Regions from separate parts of the Homo sapiens genome. Here region 2 is linked to region 1. Evidence: read pairs that join two places in POLR2A ChIA-PET (ENCODE). Cell type or tissue: IMR-90. All regions are shown on one strand.

Region 1 (8,000 bases):
ATACAAAATTAGCCAGGTGTGGTGGCACGTGCCTGTAATCCCAGCTACTTGGGAGGCTGAGGCAGGAGAATTGTTTGAACCCGGGAGACGGAGGTTGCAGTGAGCTGAGATCGTGCCATCAGTACAGGCTGGCTGTACTCCAGCCTGGGCAACAATAGTGAAATTCTGTCTCAAAAAAACAAAAAAACAAAACAACAACAACAAAAATAACAAAAACAAAACTAAGGCACAAAGAGAAGAGGAGAGTTTGAGGCCTCAGAGTCTGGTTAGGAATTCTGGCTCCTAACTGCTCTAACAATATCTGCAGTATAAATTTTCATCCACTCTCCTCATCCCCATGTATGTGCATGAATGATATGGCAGTGAGGAAGAAGCCTCTGAAAAGGATGTTTGGGGGCACAGCCACATGAGCAGAAACTGGTAAAAAGGACAGGAGAGGAGAGCAAGGTGTTTATCCCCAAGGATATGGTCTGAGTCCTAGAGAAAGAAGATTTGAATTAAAAGCTGAAGGAGGTGAAGAAGTGCTTCCCAGGAGGGATCTCCTTCAGGACAGAGAGAGGCCAGAACCACTTGGCCCTTGGAGGGTTGAAAACGTCAGGAGCACACAGAGCCATGCCCTAGGCAGCGAAGCAATGTTTCTGGCCTATACAGCCAGCTATGAGGTGACCTGATCAAGGTGGCTTCCTCACATGGATTTTGCAAGGAAGGCTTCTACCAGAGGGTCAGAGCTCAGGAGACAGAAATACTTGGAAATTATTGTTGGACATTTGGGGAGAGATGCTGAAGTTTGGCAGCTAGGCTGAAGAAGGCTTCCAGATAGGACTTTTTGGTATTATTATAATCTCATCTGTATCTTTAGGCTAGGAAGACTTGGGGACATTTGGAATTACTACAACACTTAAAGACTGGTCAATTATCTTTTAATCATTGATCTTGGATAAAAATCAAATTGTTCTACTTCCAATAGAGTTCAACTATTTGTCTAAGAGGACAGCTCTTAAAAAAAAAAGGTACCATAAACAAATGAGTTATTCATACTAAAGATATTGTTAGGAAAGAGGAAATTATAAACAATTCAAGTTTTGCTTAACTTTTACAATGTTCAGTTTCTTCTTTCTCTTATATTACAACTTCACCATCCTGTTGTCTTTGAAAAATCAAATTAGATAATAAGCCTATTTTTATAAACATAAAATCCTTATAATGTTACAAGAGGACTTGTCAGACTTCAGAACTTCAAAAGACTAGTTTAATGCATCAAAGTCTGTATCTTCAGATCTTAGGATTTTAAATTCAGTAGCGCTCATGTCTATTTAAAGTTTCCCTAGAGTGCTTTTCTATTTCTGAGAAATTTAACAATAACAAATAGTTACCAAAAATAATCCCTTTGAAATTACAGTAACCGCATGAGAAAGATGTTGCGTCCCGCAGTCTCAACATCATAAAAAAAAAACTACCATGTTTAAATAACCACAAATTGCCTAGAAGTTCTATTAAAAAAGAGAACAGAAGATTCTTGAAATCTCAGAAAATTATCAAATATTAGAATTAAAAGAGATCTCAGAAGTCTTCTACTTCTGTCCTTTTCACTAGTTCTCCCTAAGCTGGTCTCAAGGCAGAGAATGTTTCTAGAGGAAGGGGGTGTCCATTAGGATCAAGTGTTAGTGACAGAGCAAGAAAGGACAAGGTCTGGGATTTACCACAAGGTGGTCACTTGAGAGTGTTCAGGTTTAGCGGAATCTAAGAGGTAGAAGACTGATCACAAAAAGTTTTGAAGTTATTAGGGAATAAGGGTGTGATGACAGTTCATCAACAGCTCTTCCAAGAAGTTTATATCTGAAGCAAAGAAAGATGTAGTGTAGAAGCTTGGAGTAGGGGTGCATGGTGAGGGGGTTATAAAAAGTGTCCGTGTAGTTGCATGGTTTTTTTTAAGTCTTTTTTTCCTTTTTAAAGACTAAAGACATTTGAACAATATTAAATGCTGACAATAAGGAAGGATTGGTAAGTTAGAGCTTAAAGATAAGAGACACAGGGACAAGATGTTGAGGATGGGCAGAGGAGGCTTGAAATTGCTACTGCAGAGAATGGAATGGTTGACTAGGGAAACAGAAAAATGGTCAGCCAGCATTGAAGTCAGCAACCGTACTGTGTTGAAGAGTGTCTCCCAATTTAATGTTTACTGGAACCCCAGAATGTGACTTTACATCTGCAAAGAACCTATTTCTAAATAATTAGTTAAGTCACAATGATGTTATAGTGGATTATGGTGAGTATCATGAGTGGTATCCTTAAAAGAAGTGGGAAGTCACAGGGCAGAAGGCCATACAAAGATGGAGGCCATATAAAGACTGGAGTCATGCTGCCATAAATCAAGGAATGCCTAAGACTGATGGCAACCAAGAAGAGGCAAGGAAGGACTCTTCCCCAAAGCCTTCAGAGGGAGCGTGGCTCTGCCAATACCTTGATTTCAGGTTTCTAGCTTACAGACTGTGAGAGAATAAATTCCTACTGGGTTTTTTTTTTTTTTTTTTTTTGAGACGGAGTCTTGCTCTGTCACCCAGGCTGGAGTGCAGTGGCGCGATCTCGGCTTCGCAAGCTCCGCCTCCCGGGTTGACGCCATTCCCCTGCCTCAGCCTCTGGAGTAGCTGGGACTACAGGTGCCCACCATCACGTCTGGCTAATTTTTTTGTATTTTTTTAGTAGAGATGGGGTTTCACGTGTTAGCCAGGATGGTCTCGATCTCCGGACCTCGTGATCTGCCTGCCTCAGCTTCCCAAATTACAGGCGTGAGCCACCACGCCCGGCCATTCCTACTGTTTTAAGCAACCTAGTTTATGATAATTTGTTACAGCAGCCCTAGAAAATTAATACAGCAACCAAGAGTTTATTTGGCAGTAATCTGCATGGTTTAGGGGATTTTCTCCAGCAGAGCTAAATGCTAGTACAGGTATAGAGAAGGCAAGCAGCAGGCAAGACCCAGGAATGCACTTCTGCTGACTGTGTGCCACCCAAGAGCAACAGGGATAAGGTGTTCAAATACTAGCAAGAGTTTGGTTTAAACAATGGACCACAGAGTATAACCGATAAGAGAGAAAAGCATGAACACAGAAGGATGATTATGGATAGGGAAAAAGCATAAGGGTATTAAGGGAAGAGAGATCTTAATGAGAGTAAAAACAGCCTAGAGAGTGAGATGTTGCAATTTAACGTTTAACAGGTGGAGCAATTCCTGAAGACAAGATCCAAACTATGAAGTAGTGTGAATAATGAGGAGATCATGGAACTGGCATGAGTTATCATGCAGACGGTGAACTTACCTAAGAATGTGGCTAGACTAGAGAGGGAATGGAAGACTGAGCCAGGTGCTAAGTCTCCCCTCTCCAGTGAAATGAAGGCTGAGGCAGAGGATGTAGTGAAGGGTTGACTGATTTCTGAGAGAGGTAAAAGTTGCTATATTTAGATGACAAAAGGCTCAAAAAAATGTTTTTTGACTCGGTATTTTTTTTTACCGAGGATGGATAAATCAGAGGTAAATTAAGAACATTATATGGTAGTGAGATATGAGAAAATGAACAGCGCTTGAGAGGGAAACAAGGAAGAGGCATGGAGTCAGGAGACAGCTATGTTTTAATGAAGGCAATAAGGCAGATAGCATGGTCAACACAGAGGTAGTTTGAAAAATGAGCCCATCATCGTGATGATCAAGATTATTTCTCATTTACCCCATAGAGACTGTAACTTGGCTACAACATCACTCTGATATATAAAACCTTACCTCTACTCATGTCCTTTAGGTAAGCCTAGAGGGTTTTTTTTTTTTTTTTTTTTTGAAATATAGTAATATTGGTTCCTTATCAGGGCAGCAAGTGGTTCTTCCACTGGCAAACTTTTCCGATCACCCAAATCACCGGCACAAAGGAACATTGTTGGAAAGATCACTGATGCTTTATGATGTGCTTGAGACATCACTGAAGAACATAAAACTTTTATATTAGTCTAGAATATAGCCAGTTTTTATGGATTCTAATTATTACAGAGGCCTGATGGCCCTGAAGAAGATAAAAGTTGGACTAACTGCCATCATAGAACATTTTTTGCTAAGCTGCATCAGTATCTACAACCAAGTTTTGCTACTTAGAAAGCACTGTCTAATTATACACAGACAATAAACTAGAAAGAATTACAGCAAGAAATCCAGAGAACCTTCCAGGATATTGTCAGAGTGTGGCCATACACCATCAAGCTCTATACCATACAAAGCAGTGATATTCTTTAACCCTCTTTAAGACTGTGACATCTGTACCTACCATACACATTATATCTTGAATGAATTCATTAAAGTCAACAAGAAGCCTTCCTTATTATTAAAGCCATTCTAAATGTGATTCAGCCAGCCAGAACAGTTAAGAACAACTGCAACAACAACAAAGCTATTTTTGGCTAGATGCATTGAGTGCGGGTAAAAAAAGGAAGCAAGAACAGGGTAGTCAACAGGCTAACAGGGTAGAGAAGAGAGGTTCACGCATGTAACTACAACACTGAGGAATCTTAATAGACATACAGTTAAACTGCTACACGGATTCAGAAAAAGAAAAGACCAGTTTGGCTGACGGGATCCAAGAAGATGGCCACAAATAGAAATAAAAACAAACACTGCATGTTCTCACTCATAGGTGGGAGTTGAACAATGAGAACACATGGACACAGGGAGGGGAACAACACACACCAGGGCCTGCTGAGAGGTGGGGGGCGAGGGGAGGGAAGTTAGAGGAAGGGTCAACAGGTGCGGCAAACCACTTTGGCACACGTATCCCTAAGTAACAAACCTGCACGTTCTGCATATGTATCCTGGAACTTAAAAGGAAAGAAAAGAGCCCTTCCCTTATCTTCTTGTTTATTTCAAACATTCCCACCTAATTCAACATGAAAAAAACCAAACCAAAGCAAATTTAAAATCCTGAGTGGCTACACAAACACCACATATAATATACATACCAATAATTAGAAGCCTGAAAAATCCAATGGGTAGAAATTTAACAGTATTGGTAAAGACTGCCACAGAAATGATGGCAGCTCACTCGTCAAGATTCATTTTCTTCTTTTCTCTCCATTTGCTATCACTTAATATAATACACTGGCCAAATTCGGACAATTTCAGCAGATGGACCTGGAAGCTAAGGGTTTTATCTTTTCCAACCACCCTTCCCCAAGGTGAGAGTATGATGTTTCAGCATTATCTTGCCAGACAGAAACTGCATTGGGGGTTGTGGTGGGAAATCTGTTTACAAGTGGATGGACTAAAATACTGAAACAGAAAAAAAAATCAAGTATGTGCTTTTTAGGCCTTGGGTAAGGACAATGGCAGCCAGAGGACAACACTGCTATTGTGGTGATGTAGAACACTATTTTTGGATGGCACTTTAATGAAACAACGAAACCCATGATCTTAAAGTTTACAGAAATGAAATTTGACTTGTAATTGCTACCTATCTCTATTCCCAAGATAGCAAAAGAGGCAATAGATGCATCTGAGAAACTTCTGGTTTAGCTCCTCAAATTGCAAATTAAGATCTAAATACTGAGTTTTATTTTAACAGTAAGCCATACTATCATCCTTTTGATTAATACCCAATAGCTAGTTATATGTGTTGGCTAATTTAGCTTATCTTAAACTTGTGTGCCAACACTTTAAATAAAAACACTTTAAATAAAGAGCTAATTAGAGTATAAAATAAAATGAACTGGTTTATAGTGCAGAAAAATGGTCAGCAGAATACAAAGATCTGAATTATTAAAAGTTCTGAAGTCATAAAAGAGGATGACCTTTATAAAAGAATAGCAATCTGCTTCAATTTATGTAAATGTTACAAGCTATTAGCCAATGGAACTTAAGGCTGCATAAAAGGTGAGAATTCTCAGGCATATTCCATCATACTCTGTGACATCTAACATTCCCATTTTCTGTAATTGCTGCCTCTTTGATGTTTTCATCCTGAGTTTTCCTCTCCTAGCCAAACGTTATAGGGCCAATAGAATATGATGTTGCACTTGGTACACAAAGTTCCCTCAACATAGCACGGTGAGTCAGTGAGTGAGAAATAAACTAAAATAAAATTTAAAAGGAAGGCTATGGGGATGAAATTTTTAAAAGGAATCTGGGCTTATGATACATTATGGCATTTACATCCAAACTATTAGAAAAGTTGCTGTAAAAGCTGCATAATAAGCAAAGTTGGACAACAGAGATTGTGCTTGGCATAAGCTCCTTACAGCTAGGAGAGAGCAAATAAGCCAAATACAAAATATCCTGAGCCACCAAGTTAGGATAATCACCTACAAATACAATCACTGCCATTGTGAAGAGGAGTTATATATCCTCATAAAATAATATTCTTCAAGGTGGTGCCTGTGGGTTATTAGCCTCATAAAGAATTCTGACAAATATATTCCTGTAGAAGTTCACTGATCTCATATACAATTTGATTGAAGTATATCTGTTACATTCATTAATATATTCATTCAATATTTATTGAACAATTTAGCACCATTGCCATGGGAGGGGGGCAGGGGCAGGGGTGAGGAGAGGGGGAAAGGGGGAAAAGGAGAAACAGAGACTGACTGATTCAATGCTTTTACTTTGGTTTTAGAAGCTCCTTGACCCAAAGGAGCTTACACTCTAGTATAGAGGAAAAAATATATTTTCTAATTAAGTGATTATTCTTGCTTTTTAGTATTTTTAATTGACAAATAATTGTACCTATTTATGAGGTAGTGTGCTATTTTAAGATATGTATGCAATGTGTAATGATCAGATCAGTAACTGGCATATCCATTACCTCAAACACTTACTTCCTGTGTTGAGAACACTGAAAAGCTGCTCTTTTGGCTATTTACAAGTATACAATCAATTACTGTAAATTATAGTCACCCCACAGTGTTATAGAACACTATAATTTATTCTTCCTATCTAGCTGTGCTGTTGTATCCATTAACCAACCTTTGGCTATTTCCCTTCACTTTTCCAGCCTCTAGTAACCACTATTCTACTCTCTACTCCTATGAGATCAACTTTTAAAGCTTCCACATATAAGTGAGACCATGCAGAATTTATCTTTCTGTGCCTGGTTTATTTTACTCAACATTATGTGCTCCAGGGTCATCCATGTTGCTGGGAATGATGAGATTTCATTCTTTTTATGGCTGAATAGAACGCCATTGTATATACTTACACACCAAATTTTCTTTATCCATTCATCTGATTATGAACACTTAGGTGGACTACATATCCTGGCTATTATTAGTAGGGCTGCAATTAACATGGAAGTGCAGGTGTCTCTTCAACATACTAATTTCCTAATCACCCAGAAACTGTGTGAGTCTTAAGATGGGTTCAACTGTTGTAGAAGACTGGAGGGGGACTGACAGGACTTCCAGCTGAAGAGATCAAGAAATGATCTTCCTGAGATAGGCATAAAGGAACAGGGGTATCTAATCAAAGGCAGAAGAGATGGGAGTACTGCAGGTGGTGGGAAGGAGTGGGCCACTGTGAGGCATGTCAAGTCACCACTTTGGATGGAACTTAAGTAGAGGCAAGAGCCCAGACTGGCTCTGTAGTCTGAGGTTTGAGAGCTCAGCAATGCTCTTAACTTGGTTTTGGTCAGCTTCCTTTTCTCATTTACCACAACAACTATTCCAAACTCTGATTAATCACCTCCATCCCCTTGTAACCCCACCATCATCAGATTACCTAACCTCTGATCTGACAGAGAGCACAGGGCCTTCCAGCAAAGCATCCCTCACCTTCTCACCACCTACTCCCAACCATAAGATACTATTTTGGGGTAACTATGATGATGCTAAAGCCAACAGGTCTTATTTTATCTTAGAACAAGTAGTAAACTGCTTAGGAAGATAATAAACTCTCTTAGAATACTAAGAAGGGAACGATTTACTCACCAGGCTTGGAGTATTTATAAAGTCAAACAAAAATATATATTCAG
Region 2 (8,000 bases), 330 kb after region 1:
AGCCTAAGCCAAGGAAAAGCAAAAGGCATGACAAGCAGGGCAGGCCCAGCAAAAGGAGGAGGGGGGGAGGGGGAGGAGGAGGAGGAAGAGAGGAGGAAGAGGACGAAGAGGAGGAGAGGGGTGGGAAGCATTGGATTTCACTTCAAGCTGGAAACAGGTCTTTCATTAAAATAAGGAAAAAAATCTAATGATGATGATGATGGATGAAATTTTTCCTGAGCAGAATCTCAAACCTCACAATAATTCTAGTTACCACCCCCCAACTTATCCACAGTTTTGCTTTTCTTGGTTTCAGTTACCCACGGTCAACTGCAATCCCAAGATAGGTAGGTACGGTACAATAAGATATTGTGAGACAGAGACAGAGACAGAGAGAGACCACATTCACATAGCTTTTGTTGCAGTATAGTGTTATAATTGTTCTATTTTATTGTTAGCTATCATTGTTAATCTCACATTGAGTCTAATTTATAAATTAACCTTTATCACAGGTATGGATGTATAGGATAAAACATAGCATATGTGGGTTTGGTATTATCTGTGGTTTCAGGCAACCACTGTGTGTCCTGGAACGTATCCCCCAGAGATAACGGGGACTACTGTAACCCTATTTTGTGGATAAGAAACCTGAAGCACAGAGACGGTATGTGACTTGCTCAAAGCCACGCACCTGGGAAGCAGCTGAACTGGGATCCAAACTCAGACCTGTAGGACTTCAAATGAAGCGTTCACTTGATAGCATGGGTTAAGCCACACAACCCAGGTGCTCACTATGTCCTTGACCACCATTGTATAACTCCGGTCAAGTCCTCTCAACCCCAAACACCTCAGTTTCTCCTTTTGAGACATGAGGTGACCTTCTTGTCTCACTAGATGGGTACAAGTTCTTGGCAAATATAAAGATGATAAAATACTTTGAGGACATAAGCAAAATTGAAACTATAATGTCCTCTTTGGAGCAGTTTCAAAAGAACTACAGTAAGCATCCAATCTCCAAGCAAGAGGGAGTCATATGAACACAGTAATTAAAATAATTCCAAACAGCGCCATTCATACCGAGAGCTCCACAATTAAGTCTTTTAAGACCTTGCAAGAGGTCTGAGAATTGAACTTCTGATACTGCTTAGCTGCCAGAGGACTTTGCTCCCTGAATTGCTCGAAGCAAGCACTGTTTAAATTTTTTTGTTTGTTTGTTTACAAAGCCTATTAATTGTATTTTTAAAAATTACTACAATAATCGAACCCTTCCATCAGAGATCTTATTTTATTATCAGATTATACCCATTTGGGCCTCAAAATTGTAGCTCTCTCCAAACACAAAAAGTACCCAGAACCAACAGCTTCTGGTTTCCTTACAGACAGACAGAAAGCCTTGCAAAGTGCTGCTGAGTAATTTGCCAGCACAATCTTATCTCTGACAGCTGCTTCAGAGGCTGACCCCAAGGAGGTCAACATTTTTCCACTAAGTCATGCTTTTTAATCATCTAGGCAGCAGAAAAATGAGAGGTTGCAACTGCAATTTGACGGGTGGGGTAGGCAGTGGAAAAAAGGACTTGAGTCAGACTTGCCAAGCACATGACAGGTAGGGGTTGAGGCGGCAGGCCAGGCCGGCATGCTGCCTGCCTGCAGGAACTGGCAGGGAGTAAAGAACTGCCCCTGTTCCCAAAAGAAACTGCTTCTGGTTAAACCTCTTTCCCCAAAGTGCTCCTTCTCTCTGTACTACAGAAAGGCAAAAACAAACACAAATCATTTTCCCTTCTCTCTGCAGCTCTCAGAGGCATTTCTCACCCTCAGCCCAGGGTAGGGCAGGTCTAGAAGAATCCACCCCCAGCTGTGATTCTCCCAGCCCTACACCTTCCTCCCTCTGCCAGCCCTGGACTCCACATCCAGCAGCCACATTGGGCTGCCAAAGCTGATGGCTGAAATGAATCCAATGGACACCAAGTGTGTTAGTCCATTCTCATGCTACTATGAAGAAATCCCCAAGACTGGGTAATTTATAAAGGAAAGAGGTTTTTTTTTTTTTTGAGACGGAGTCTCGCTCTGTCACCCAGGCTGGAGTGCAGTGGCACGATCTCTGCTCACTGCAAGCTCCGCCTCCTGGGTTCACGCCATTCTCCTGCCTCAGCCTCCTGAGTAGCTTCGACGACAGGCGCCCGCCACCACGCCCGGCTAATTTTTTGTATTTTTAGTAGAGACGATGGTTCACCATGTTAGCCAGTATGGTCTCAATCTCCTGACCTCATGATCCGCCCGCCCTGGCCTCCCAAAGTGCTGGGATTACAGGCATGAGCCACTGCACCTGGCCTAAAGGAAAGAGGTTTAATTGCCTCACGGTTCCACATGGCTAGGAAGGCCTCAGGAAACTTACAATCATGGTGGAAGCGGAAGCAAACACATCCTTCTTCACAAGGTGGCAGGAGAGAGAAGTGCCGAGCAAAGGGAGAAAAGCCCCTTATAAAACCATCTGATCTTATGAGATCTCACTTACTATCATGATGAGAATGGCATGAGAGTAACCGCCCCCATGATTCAATTACCTCCTACCAGGTCCCTCCCATGAGACAAGGGGATTATGGGAACTACAATTCAAGATAAGATCTGGGTGGGGACACGGCCAAGCCATATCACCAAGTTCCATCCTTTGCAAATGGAATGAAGCCTTGACATTTACACACACCATGAATCTCCCAGGTCTTGCATTCTCCACTGTGTAGAAAAGTAAGCACCATTGTTCATCTCAGAAGCTCACCCTCAGGCCCAGGATTCTCTGCTCCAACAGCCTCTGCTGTTGGTCGGCCAAACAAACGCCCTGGGCTTCCCTGAAACATCTTGCTGCCTTCATCATCCTCATACTAAATCATCTATCCAACAAAGCAGCCACTCACCACACAGGGCCATTTAAAGTTACATTAAATTGATGTTTATATTATATCACATATAAATTTCTGTTAATAAAAATAAAATAAAAATTTTAGCCACCTTTCTTATTTTTTATTAGTTTTTTTTTTTTTTTTTTCTTGAGATAGGGTCTTGTTTTGTCACCCAGACTAGAGTGCAATGGCACAATCTCAGCTCACTGTAGCCTCAACCTTCCAGGATCAAGTGATCCTCCCACTTCAGCCTCCCAAAGTGCTGGGATTACAGGCATGAGCCACCATGCCTGGCCATGGTGATGGTGAATTTTACAGGGGACACCTCTTCGGAGGCATCCTTTGCCTGGTGGCCTCCAGTCCCAACAGGCCGTGGCATTTTGGGAACTCAAATGAATTCACTTGAAAGGTCAAGGGAGCTTCAAGGCTTCGTAGCAGGAAGAGATGGTCTGTAAGATACTGGAATTTCTGGCTGTATAGATCAGTGCTGTCCAAAAGAATGTTCTGCATATGGAAATGTTCTCTATCTGCGCTGTCCAGTACAGTAGCCACTTGCCATGTGTGACTATGGAGCACTTGAAAGGTGGCTAAAATTGGCCAGGCACGGGTGGCTCATGCCTGTAATCCTAGCACTTTGTGGGGCTGAGGTGGGAGGATTGCCTGAGCCTGGAAGGTTAAGGCTGCAATGAGCAGAGATTGTGCCATTGCACTCCAGCCTGGGTGACGAAACAAGACCCTTTCTCAAAAAAAAAAAAAAAAAAAAAATTCTACTGACAATAAAAAATAAGAATGGTGGCTAAAGTGTTATTTTTTATTTAATTTTTATTAATAGAAATTTATATTATATACTATAAATATCAATTTAATGTAACCTTAAATGGCCCTGTGTGGCGAGTGGCTGCCTCGTTGGATTGATGATTTAGTATGCGGACGATGAAGGCAGCAGGATGTTCCTGGGAATCCCAGGGCGTTTGTTTGACCGACCAACAGTGGAGGCTGTTGGACCAGAGAATCCTGGGCCTGAGGGTGAGCTTCTGGAGACCAGGAATTCCTCAGCAGGCTTCTTGCTTAGGCATAAAAGTTGCCGGTGAGCCAGTTCCCATTTCACCCTTGGAGGGGAACTGAAAGGCAACACCAGGGCTTCAAAGGCCCCAAATTTAGGGACCGGGCTATCAACTGTCTGCCTCCATGCCAGGTGACCTAAACCTGGCTGCCCCTGGGGTGGGAGAGGAGAGAGATGCCTGGCACCTGGCATGGAAAATGTGAGCGCTCCTGGTCAGAGCCACCCTCCCCTGAGTGTGCATCTCTCAGCCATCATCTGACAAACAACCCAAGCTGGCCACAAAGAGGCCGAGGGCTCTGCAAAGAGCCGAGAGATGCTAATAGGGAAAGCGGACACCAGCAGGTAGAGGAGATGAAAGGTGGTTAGCAGGACACAAAGGGCTAATGACCAGCTCTGCAAGCTGAGACCTCAGGAGCCTGGACATCTTGCTCTTTTTTGCAAAGGTGGAAAGAGGAAAGAGGAAGGCCGGGGGTGGAGAGGGAGGGGAGCGAGCCTGAGATACATAACCAGGCTAGCTCCCTAAGGCACTGTGGACAAAACCACACAGTAAGCTTCTACCCTCTCTTGTTGCAGAGAAGTAAGAACAATCAGCCCAAACCCGCTCAGGAAAATTGCTCTTCCCACAGGCAGACCACAGAGTCCGAAGGATCTGGCTTTTTCCTCGCCTCCATCTTTTATTATCGCTATGACCCTGGTCACGTCATTTTATCGCCTCTGAGCCTCAGCTGCCTCCCGAGTAAAATGAGAAAATCATTTCCACTTTACGGTATGGTTGGCAAGGTCACAGTGCTGTGCCTTGAGAGCCAGCACAGTGCCTGACAGGCTCATCGAAGCGGTGGCCTATTCTCCTCCTCTACTCCTCTATAATTTGGGTCAGTGCTAATGCTGATCTTGCAGGGCTTTGGAGAGAATCAAACACAGGTATGTGTGAACATGCCCTGTAAACTCTACCTTCCTAATGATGGTTCTTACTAGGTAAAGCTGGGGTCCCCCAGCAGCATTTAGAGTGAGGAACCAAGGGGTCAACAGCTGTGGCTTGGGACAGGAGCAAATACGCAGCACTCCTGGGCTTGTGCCCACAAATCCTAGGCCGAGTTCTTAGGAGAAATGGCTGCAACTTCATTCATCACTTCCCTCCCTGTGGCTCTGTTTCCCCAGGGCGTGGGTTAGGACCGGGGGAATGAAAACCATGCCCTTGTCACTACCCCGCCCCCAACCAGAGGCCTTCCTCTTCTTCTACCTCCTCCTTTCACTTACTCCAGGGGCCTGCCCCTCAGCTTCCCAACGTCTGGATTTCTTACTTCTCCTGGAGAACAACAATGAATTGCCTTGTGTGTTCCTTCCTTCCTACGATGGGCTGGCTTATAACAATGGGCAGATCTCTACCAGCATCCTGCTCTGCCAAGGGATGAATGAACAAGCAGCAGCTAATTCAAATAAAAAACCCACCTGTTCTTTGCCCCCTAACAATGTGTGAAGGCAAGAAATTCCGTCTTTGAAATACTTGCCTCCTGCTATTTTATTATCATCATTATTATTATTTGCATTTTACTGGCTTTTCCACGTGAAATGTGGCTAATAAGAACAGAAAGAATTGTAGCAAAGGGGCAGCAGGGCTACTAACTAGATGCAGGGAAGGAAGAATATTCTCCAGTCTCTACTCAGAGACTGTCCATCTTTAAGACTCTCATCTTCCTTAAATCTCCCCTGGACTGGGGTTACAGAACATCCACCTCACTCTGTTCTGCCTTGCCCTGGTGCCTCTAATCCTATAGAGGACTTAAGCAAAGATTTGGGGCTTATAACAACTGCTAGACCTCCTTCCTTTGGATCAAAGATGCTTAAGCCTCCAGCCTTGAAACTTAAAAGAAAAGGAAATCCTTTGGATAAACACCATCTTTCATAAACATCTCTCAAACACACACCCATCCTGCGAGTCAGGAGTTCCAAATTCTAATTAATTGCACTAATTTCTACTGCTAACTCTGGGCCCAGTGGAATGAGGAGGCTTTTGGAATGTTAGAGAACTTTTTTCTCCGGGGCAGTGAGAAAAGACTTGTTATCAGGCACAGATGACTTCAAATATTCACGACTTTTTGACTGTATCATCATTACCTTCTGGAAAGAAGACTGGCCCCCTGTCACCTCCAGGCATCTGTGGGTGGCACATCCGTCTCTCTATCCTCCCTCCACTAGTACTACCCAATGTCCCATGGTCACACCTCTCTCAGCTGCCATTTCTAACTATCCCCGCATTCTTTTTTTGGAAACACAAATCTTGAATATTTAGCCTGTCCCATTGCCTTCCATTTCTTGTTTGGGTTCCCTTCCTAACCCCCACCACGTAGCTTCCAAAAACATCCCTGGATGGAAACAAATCTCGAAGGCCTTCCTTGCAGCCCTGCCCCACGGCCTTTACTCCACTTTCATTCCGTCTCTACCCATTCTACAGTGCACTACCAGGACGACTCACTTTGTCCTCCACAAAAAATTTTTTTGCCCCACGCAAGACGTCTTCCTTGATAGTAGCTCCCATAAAAGAAGCTTGGAGATTTTAGTTGATCACAACTGCAGCATTGAGGCTAACAACTGAAGCAAATAGGGCTATATTCCTAGAGGTATATGCCTTTCAATGAAACCATCTACACTAACAGAGAGCTGATGGACCTGCTACCCTCTCATCAGGCATATTCTATTTAGCCTAGGGCAGCCATTCTCCAAGCTCAACTGCCAAGATCCTTTCAGTGAGGGAGCCTCCACAGAGGTAACATATTTTCATAGTAATACTAAGATGTCGTTTGCCTTTTTCAGTGTTAACACTTGCACTAAGGGTATAGAAAGCAACAGTGGAAGAAACTGCTGGCACCTTGGCGAGAATTAACATAGTGGCAGCAAACCATACTTGGCATCATCAATTGTTCGCCAGCTCACCCTCACGATTAAAACGAAAGCAAGCAAACAAAAAAAATTAATGCCCTTGATGAAGTGGTAAAAAGTAATTTATATTAAATATTGACTCAACCACATGTCACTTATGTATGTGGCACAGTGAAATGGACAGTTAGCCTACAACATTTCTGCTGCTGACGGAAGTACAACAGCTGTCTTGAGGAAAGCAGTCATGTGACAGAGTTGCCAGCTGAACTAGCCGCTCATGCCACGGAGCACCATTCTTACTTGAAAGAATGACCAACAAATTGTAGTTATTCCAACTTGGGTATTTGGCAGGCATTTTCTCAAAAATGGACAAAGTGACAAAGTGAGCCTGTCACTTCAAGGAAAATAACAGTATTTGTCACCAATGATAAAAATAGAGCTTTCAAGTGAAAATTAGAATTTTGAAAAAGTTGTATCAGCCACCATGAGCCTGACAGCTTCCTAATGCTTGAGATCAGTAGAGACATTAAGAAATGTGATTTTATGATATTGTATAATGAAATGAGTCAACATTTTGAAGACCTGCATAACTTGGTGAACCTATATTTTCCAAATGATCAGAACATTACACTAAGCATGGGTAAAAGATGCACTCAAAGTGCAAAATAGACTAATGAATTTTAGTGTACAAAAAGGTCATTGATAAGATGTCAGATATCACATTGCCACTAACATTTAAGAAACTACCACTTGTTGGCTGGGCACAGTGTTTCATGTCTATAATCCCAGCACTTTGGGAGGCTGAGGTGGGAGGACTGCTGGAGGCCGGGATTTCAAGACAAGCCTGGGCAACATAGTGAGACCCCATCTCTACAATTAAAAAAAAATAGCCAGGCATGGTGGCACATATCTATAGTCATAGGGACTTGGGGAGGCTGAGGCAGGAGGATCACTTGAGTCCAGGAGTTGGAGGCTGCAGTGAGCTATGACCATGCCACTGCACTCTAGCCTGGGTGACAGAGCAAAACGCTGAAAGAAAGAAAGAAAGGAGGGAGGGAGGGAGGGAGGGAGTGAGTGAGGAAGGAAAGAAAAAGAAAGAAAGAAAGAGAAAGAAGGAAGGAAAAAAGAGAAAGAGAGAAAGAAAGAGGAAAAAAACTAGTGAAGTACCAAAGAAACAAATCTGCATA

Evidence for each region. Peaks named below come from ENCODE experiments on the same cell type or tissue, not always from the same donor. Only the 100,000 strongest peaks of a DNase experiment are listed, where the experiment ranks them.
Region 2: POLR2A ChIA-PET joins it to region 1 with 18 read pairs; 2 of 35 experiments call an interaction of 5 or more read pairs at or near these places.

The regions. Positions count from the first base shown.
Region 1 is chr2:30,580,776-30,588,775 of GRCh38, reverse strand. The region is part of intron 5 of LCLAT1 (lysocardiolipin acyltransferase 1); the gene reads right to left. Among named protein-coding and RNA genes, the nearest start is that of LCLAT1, 140 kb to the right of the region's middle. In IMR-90, no CTCF peak of the experiment used is centred here; no DNase peak of the experiment used is centred here.
Region 2 is chr2:30,246,689-30,254,688 of GRCh38, reverse strand. The region is part of intron 2 of LBH (LBH regulator of Wnt signaling pathway); the gene reads right to left. Among named protein-coding and RNA genes, the nearest start is that of LBH, 19 kb to the right of the region's middle. In IMR-90, no CTCF peak of the experiment used is centred here; a DNase peak (open chromatin) is centred at 1,478; H3K27ac peaks cover 5,053 bases.